2 separate regions of the Homo sapiens genome follow, and region 2 is linked to region 1. A link is a contact called in ENCODE Hi-C or POLR2A ChIA-PET data. All regions are on one chromosome and are shown on one strand. The core of a region is the stretch at or near the end of the contact, and the rest is flanking DNA. Distances in the headings are between cores, read along the strand shown.

Evidence for each region. A loop is a pair of places that touch in the nucleus more often than their neighbours do. ChIA-PET counts read pairs that join two places held with the same protein, here RNA polymerase II (POLR2A).
Region 2: a loop to region 1 is called in a map of cardiac septum, with 2.9 times the contacts of the local background. The contact joins two enhancer-like sites. A Hi-C loop is called at or near these places in 1 of 168 maps with a recorded cell type or tissue (cardiac septum). POLR2A ChIA-PET finds 5 or more read pairs at or near these places in 2 of 52 experiments (HepG2 and WTC11).

What each region holds. Positions count from the first base shown.
Region 1 is chr9:114,116,164-114,120,087 of GRCh38, forward strand. No RefSeq gene overlaps it. Among named protein-coding and RNA genes, the nearest start is that of KIF12, 19 kb to the left of the region's middle. RefSeq lists an enhancer at 3,506-3,800. Within about 2 kb of position 2,073, at least 8 of the 41 ENCODE cell types and tissues checked have a DNase peak (open chromatin) inside an H3K27ac peak, as active enhancers do.
Region 2 is chr9:114,057,200-114,061,123 of GRCh38, forward strand. AMBP (alpha-1-microglobulin/bikunin precursor) reads right to left here. Exons shown (of 10, transcript NM_001633.4): 9 at 3,726-3,899; 10 at 2,928-3,071. The coding sequence ends at 3,040. Among named protein-coding and RNA genes, the nearest start is that of AMBP, 19 kb to the right of the region's middle. Within about 2 kb of position 1,637, at least 4 of the 41 ENCODE cell types and tissues checked have a DNase peak (open chromatin) inside an H3K27ac peak, as active enhancers do.

The DNA.
Region 1 (3,924 bases), core at 823-3,322:
TCCAGCCTGGTACTTAAGGGCTGGCCAGGGAGGAGGGAGGAGGGTGTGAGCCGGCTGGCAGGCTCTGTGCTCCCAAGAGGGTCTGGCCTTTGGCTGCTGAGAACTGGGCAGGGGGTCAGGAACTCCTGTCCAAGCCACCCAGGCCAGCTGAAGCTGGGCAGGTGTCCCAGGAGAGGGCAGGCCACTCCCTCCCCAAAAAGGCAGGAGTATGCAGCCAATATGCACACAGGCGGCTCATTCAGCCCCTGCAGCTCCTTGGCCCTGCCCTGGGCCGTGGCCCCCAGGCTGAGGCACTGCCCCTGCTGTTCTCGGGAGATGGAAACAGACAGCAGTTCTGATCAGGACCTGTGGGTCAGTGAAGAGCAAACACATCCTGCTCTGAGCACCGATTGGGTGCCATCCATCCTCTGCAGCTCTGTAAGGTGGAAATTCCCGCCTCCCACGGTTCCTCTCCCACTTGTGTGTGGAATGCGATCACCACGCTGCCTCCCTTTCAAAGCGCCCAGTGTTTCCTAACTCAGGACCTTTGCACATGCTGTCCCTATGCTGGGGGTACCTTTCCTTTGGCTTCTCACGTGACTGGCTCCTTTGTCTTCAGGTCTGACTGTAAAAGGTCACCTTTCAGTGGCATCTTCCCTAGCTCCCCTCACTCATAATTTTCCCCACCTCCCATGCACACACCTTGTCTCTGTCACCCTCCTCTACTTTCTCCTCAGCATTCTTATTTATTTATTTATTTATTTATTTATTTATTTATTTATTGAGATGGAGTCATCTTGCTCTGTCACCAGGCAGGAGTGCAGTGGCGTGATCTCAGCTCACTGAAACCTCCGCTTCCCGGGATCAAGTGATTCTCCTACCTCAGCCTCCCGAGTAGCTGGGATTACAGACACGTGCCACCACGCCCAGCTAATTTTTGTATTTTTAGTAGAGATGGGGTTTCACCATGTTGGCCAGGATGGTCTCGATCTCTTGACCTTGTGATCCCCTCTCCTCGGCCTCCCAAAGTTCTGGGATTACAGGTGTGAGCCATCGCGCCCTGCCCATATTTATTTTTTATTGATTTTTGTTTGTCTCTCTCCCCATAGGAATAAAGAATCTATTTTATGAACTATCAGGTCCCCAAGGTCCAGCAGAGGGCTTGACACATAGAATCAACATTTATTGAATGAATAGATGGAAGGGAAGTGAAGGCTCTTGTCCACCTTGTCCATGTTCTCATTGTTAAAGAAGGCATCACCAACATTGAAACTCGGGTCTGTCCGTCTCTAAAGAGGCCCCCATTTCACCTGTGGGTGTGCTCAGTGAGGACACCATCTTCCCTGCAGTGATTTTTTTTCTCTGCCCCAAAGGCACGTTCTTTATACATGGGGCATGGTGTCTCCTCCAACTTCCCATCACACGTCCTCCCGCCTCTGCTTGCATATCTCCAAAAGACAGGGAGCTCACCCCATCCACTGCAATATTAGAAAGTCCCTTCCAAGACTCTACGACCTTCAGAACAATGGAACGGGCAGTTCTTCACAATGTTCTCAAATGCTGAAGAGGAAGAATTGCTGTCGTTAGCACAAGGCTGTGGACTTGGACAATACACTTTTCTGTTTATTCATTGATTTTCTGAGCCCCAACCATGGGCCAGGGCTGTGGTGTCGAACTAGAGAGCAAAAGAGCCTTGGTGGCCGCCTTCTCGATGATGTGTCAGGTCCACTGTGGCCTTTGGGCCCTAGAGTGGTGGTGGCAGGGGGGTGATGGAGGAGGCATGTGGAGTGGATCAGATGCTTCTTGAAGTCGATAGTGCACACAAGTCACCCAGGGATCTTACTAGGATGCAAATTCAGGGACAACAAATCTGGGTAGAGGTTCTATGTTTCTCCTAAGCTCTCGGGGGATGGTGATACCACTGGTGCATGGACCACACTTTGAGTAGCAAGGTAGAGACTCAACTGACAAAAGAAGACAGTGAAGCCTAGAGCAAGTCAGGGACTTGCCTCGGGTCACTGGTCAGGCAGCAGGAGCTGAGAAGGGACGGCCTACCTCCGCGGGCCAGGGCTCTGGAATTCGTGGGGCAGGCTGGGCTGAGTATGCCTTTGTGAGGCATGGCATACCTGGACTCACCCGAGCTGCCCGTCCCTGCCCATGAATAGTGGGCCTCTTTCCTTCCTGCATAAGGCTTGGCGGGCGCAAGCCCACGGCCGCCCCCTCCCCTGCACACACACTTACACACACTCACACACCCCTGCCGGCTCAGCTGCCCTCCCTGTTTGGGGAAAGTCAACAAGAGCATTTGAAAAGTCTTTCTGTGTGGAGAATCTGTTTGTATAGGGGGAGGAAACGGAGAGCTGGCCAATAGGTAGAAATATTAATGAAGCTTGTTATAAAGGGCCCATTCACGGCTCTCCGAGTAAATAGGGCTCTTGTCGGGCTGCCACGTTATCTGCCAAGTTCAAGAATGTGGTTTGAAAAAATAGAATTTAAAGGGGTGAGGTGGAGCCTTCAATGGCTGGCCTGCTGGAGCTGGAGCCAACTCCAGGAGGAGCCTGTGCTGTGGGGGGCTGTGGCTGGGGACACTGGAGGTGCTGGGTCTTGTGGTGAAGGCTGCCTGGGAAGAGGGGCTGGTGAGGAGCCGCTGGAGTTCCGACTTAGAGAGAATTCCTGTCCACCGGTGTGGAATGCCCCGTGCCATTCCTTCCTCCCCTTGGTGCCTGGCACAGGGCTTGCAGATCCTCTGCTTAGCCCCCCAACCCAGTCTACCTTAACTCTCCTGCCTGGGGATTTGCCTCTTGGGATGTTGGTGGAGGGGATCTCTATATGGTAGGAGGAGGGCTTTGTAGTAATTCTTAGCCATAATGCTGTGCTATTCCACAAACCTCAGCCATCTTCTCCCACGCCCTTACGAGGTCCTACTTTATACATTCTTACCAGATGCTACATAAGAAAGAGCATAAGAGACTGAGATGTTTGACTCAGAGAAGGAAAGTGACCAGCTCAAGGTCACTCAGCAAGTGTGTAGCAGAACTGGGACTTGCTTCAACCAGTTTCCTGTTGGGTCATTGTTCCCGGCACTGAAGATAGTGCCTGGCCTGAGGGGCTGTCTTGTCATTTCACATGTACAGTGTCTTACTTTTAGCCCTGGACTTAAAGCAACTTATAAGCAAGGACCGTGTCTTATGCTTAGTTTTCCCCTGGCCAGCTGTGTGGTCTTGGACAGGTGACTTTGCCTCTCTGAGCCTCAGCTTCACCATTTGTAAAATGGGGTCATTGAGACCAAGCCCTCCTTTCCAGAAGACTCAGTGAGAGGATGTTGGTGAAGTGCCCAGTGCTATGCCAGGCCCTCGGTGGGTGGCCCAGGAACAGTGGCTGAGGGCACTTCTTTTTCTGTTCCAGCCCACAGTGCAAGGGTAGAGACTCCAGGAAGACTGTCTCCTTTACACTTGGACCCTAGAAGGCTGGTCTGTGCTGAGGGTCATAAGAAGCTGGTAAATTGAGAATCAGGGGTTTCTGCCACCCATGGCATTAGGCGGCAGAGATACATGTGTGTGTGAACTATCACGAGGGTCTGTCAAACAGGCCCTGCAGGAAGCCCAGGCAAGCCCGGGTGACCTTTCATCCTTTCCCCCAGAGAGCTGCACAGAATACACCTCTGTCAGACAAGGGTTAACCTGGGTGGGAGGGAATATTTACACTGGCTTTTCTTTGCAAATAAAAGTTGGTGGCTGGGTGGGGGTGGGGGGGTGGGGAGGGTCGGGGGGTGTCCCATAAAACAAAAAGGAAATAATCTATGCAAAAACTAAATGGAAACGTGTTTTAAAAGACTCTACCAAGAGCTTGCTGAGTGACCCTGAACAGTGGGGACTTAGGGAAAAGTTGACAGCATCCCCTTTAAGAAGAAGTGGTGTAGCATAGGTAGGGCCATGAGCACAGGCT
Region 2 (3,924 bases), core at 387-2,886, 59 kb before region 1:
TCACCAAGCCTGATGCCGTTCAGATGTGCAGACACCAATGTTCTTCTGGAATAGAAGCAAACCAAAGGCCAGTCAAGGGAGAAGAGAGACCAGCAGGCAAGCTGGGGCCTGAGCAGGAGGGGGTGACCACTCCTCCTAGTGGGCCCACTGTTAGAACAGCCCCTTAAGAGGTGAAGCCGCCATCCTGCCATCAAGGTGAGTGAGTGACAGACACCCCAGGCCCTGGCTTGACACCATCTTTACCAGGTGTGGGCAACTCTGCTTCAAAGTAGAGGATGTGTTACTTGATCACCTGGAAAAATTCCATCAAACCGCACGTGTAACAGCACAAAGAGCCCATTGGAGCACCAGCCCTGCCCTCAAAACCATCCTGCCTTAGGAGTTTCATGCTAAGAGAACTGTGTGGATGTTCTGAGCCGATGATTGAAGTTTAATAGAGGAGTTTCTATGTAGCCTACAATGAAGTCAGGAGTCCTGCTGTGGCCGAAGGAATCCTCCTCCACACTCTTGAACATTGCAGTCAAATAAGGCCAGGGCATGGCCCGGGAGCCCTCACAGCTGAAGGAGCAGCCTCTGGATTGAAAAAAAATGCTTTCAAAAGGGGGGGGGGAAAGATGTTTCTTTATTAAGCAGCTGCAGCTACATTTATTTTGTAATGGAAATAAATGAGTGTGCCCAGCACCTTTGAAAGAGAAATTTGAGGTGAGACTATTTAAGAATGGAGTGAATCGTCAAGGTAAGTGTGTCCACTGTGCGGAGAAAGATTCCTGGCACCTTCTGAGGTGAGCATTGTGAATTCCTCAGACTCGGGGTCACAAGGTGCCGCTCCCCCATCCGACCCCTGGGGTTTAAAAGCTAGGGTGCATTGATTTTTAAATTTATTTTTAGTGAAAAGTTATAGCAAGTGTCACAGAGTCAAATGCCCCTGGACCAGGCAGGTCGGTGAGCAGAGCTGGTTACACAAGGTGAGGCCCTTCCGGTGGGGGGGAGGGGGGGGGCATCTCTGCTAAGCCCCAGCTCATCGTTGGCATCAGGATGCCAATTATTTTTAAGAGAACTGAGAAACCCAGATTTTTATGTGGAAACTCAGTTTTCGAGTGACGAATTCAGAGCTGTGAAAAAATACCTCGGCCAGGCGTGGTGGCTCATGTCTGTAATCCCAAGACTTTGTGAAGCCAAGATGGGAGGATCGCTTAAGCTCAGGAGTTCAAGACCAGCCCAGGCAACATGGTGAAACCCCGTCTCAACAACAAAAATACAAAAATTAGCCAGGCATGGTGGCACGCGCCTGTAGTCCCAGCTACTCAGGAGGCCGAGGTGGGAGGATCGCTTGAGCCCAGGAAGTCAAGGATTCAGGGAGCCAAGATCATGGCACTGCACTGCAGCCTGGGTGACAGAGCGAGACCTTGTCTCAAAAAAATAAAATTTAAAAAAATACCTCGTGAGCAACGTTTCCTTCCACCAGCTGAAGCTGGCCTGTACACCTGCAGCTCACACCCTCCAATTTAAACATTTTATCTTTCAGTTCAAGTCACTTCAAAATATCACTCTTCAACATGGCCCCTTCAAACTGCCGTGGCTGGCTGGCCCTGGTATGGGAGGCACGTGTGGAAGGAACAGGATGTGGACACAGGATGGGAGGACCTTTGTTAGTCCCAGGCCGGAGGGCCTCTCACTTCTCCTGGACAATTGCCTGTCTCCCTGCACCTGACCCCACCTGCTTCTGCCCAGAAAGTCCAGGCCGTGACCACAGATGCTGTCCCTCAGGGCAGTCTTCTCTGTTGGAACCTGTAAGCCCCACACTTTGGATGTTGGGGGAGACAAAGGGAGGGTCTTGATGTGTCTGACCCAGGGGACTGCAAAGCTTTCAATCCTCAAATCCTTGTCTCCAGGTTCATCCCCTCAACCAGAAGTATGGAATCCCTCCTTCCTGCCTGCCTGGTCCCTCAAGCCAATGAGCTAAGGGCACAAGGGGCGAACCCAGGACTGAACTAGCCACCGGCCCTTAGGACGCTGGTCACCCACAGAGAAGAGGAGGTAGGGCCCCGCCTGGGTTTCTTCTGCCAGCGTCAGCTCTCCACTTCAGAACACACAAAGCTGGGGCCTCCAATCCCTCCACAGCCACAGCAGCCATCGGGGCTGTGGGTGGATGCAGTTAGCAAGAGATATTTATAAATCAGACGTTTGTAAAGCCTGTGTGTCTACACTGGAGTATCCTGGAGTTGTGTTCTTGGGCCAAGTTTGTCCTGAGCTGCTCTAGACAGCCCACCTACTCCCTTTCCCAAGGGTGAGGAGAAGCCAGCCCAAATCAAGGGCTTCTGGCCCTGGGCCAGGGCCCAGCAGTTGCACTGGACACAATGTGAAGGCCAGTGAGCACTCTCCTTCCAGGACAAAGGCCCAGGGGAAGGTCCCAGGGGATGGGCTCCCCAGGGCCATGCAGAGAAACAGCTGAGGCTTTCCAGCTCCGGTCAGCTGGTTCTGGGGATATGGCTGCAGCTGAAGTAAAACCCTGGGGAGATGTTTTGTACAGCAAAGGACAGGGGAATTATTTCAGGCATTTGTGGGCTGTCTGCCCTGAGCTCCTTGGGCACAGCAGGGCACAATCAATCATTTCTTCTGAGCCTGGGTCACTGATGACCCACCAAACCTCTCCCAGAGACAAGTCCCCAGAGTGTCTTCCTTTCTTTCCTAGCCTTATTACAACAAAACAAAATAATCCCATTTTACACTATTGTAAATAGAACTTTGATTTGTTTCAAAATTTGCATAGCCAACGTCATGTACTGAAGATAGTTCTATTATGTTTCCAACGCAGTTTTCACTTCTGGGGAAAGCTGGGGTTGCATATGGCCCCACCCTGGCTTTTTCTCCCCTCCGCCACCCTGTTAGTTACACTTGTGATGACAATGAACAATGAGGACACAGAATTTCAGGAGTTTACAATTTAGTTTTTATTTGGACCCAGGTTGCTTGGCGCTGCCTGCCACAGGACCCCGGGACAGACACTGGCCATCCTCTGACTTGCAGACCGGCCAGTTGTCAGTTGGAGAAGCGCAGCAGCTCCTCATCACCTGTGGACACAGAGAGACTCAGGGAGGGGTCCGTAGGCAGGGACACTCAGGGAAGGGAAAGCAGCTGTCGCCTGGGGCCAGAAACCTCTGCTTGCTGAATCATTTATCTCCAAAGGGTATTCCATGAAATGATCAGATTTTTTTTTCCTCTTCTGGTTTACCGCAGGTGCCATTTTCCAGTGGGAAAATCAAGGCACAGACATCTTCAATGGTTGCTCTTCCCTGGAATGCTATTACTGTTACCATTGTATCGTTGTCGTTATTATTAGGAGCAGTTGCTGTTAGCTGAGTACTAACTCCGCGTCAGGTACTGGGAAGGCTGGGAGGCAGGTGCTTTGTCCCATTTTACAAGAGAATACTGACACTCAGATTGGCACTTGCTCAACGTTGCAGGTGCAAAATTAGAACCCAGCTCTGCCCCACTCCTCAGTCAGCCCTGCATACCCTCTGCCAGTGCCTGGCTAATAACTCCCCAAGGCCCAATTCCAGCTGGGGTAAGGCCCCAGGCTCAGCCCCATTTCAGAGAGTAGATGGGCTGCTTACCAGGTACAGAGTCCAGAACTCAGCTCTCCAGACCCCTACTCCTCCCAGGGCTCTCCCACCTCGACTCCAACAGCCCCTCGGCCCAGCCTGGCACCCTGCAGGGCTGCCTACCATCACCAGGGACACCGCAGTACTCTCTGCACTCCTTCTCTGAGTAGAACTTGTTCCCGTTGCCCTGGCAGCCCCCGTAGGGGAAGAGGACGCACTTCCCCTTGACAGCATCAAATGCCCAGAGCTGGATGAAGGCTCGGCAGGGGCCCCGGACTATGGGGAGATTGCAGGCCGCTGTGGAGTGGAGAGAGGCATGGAA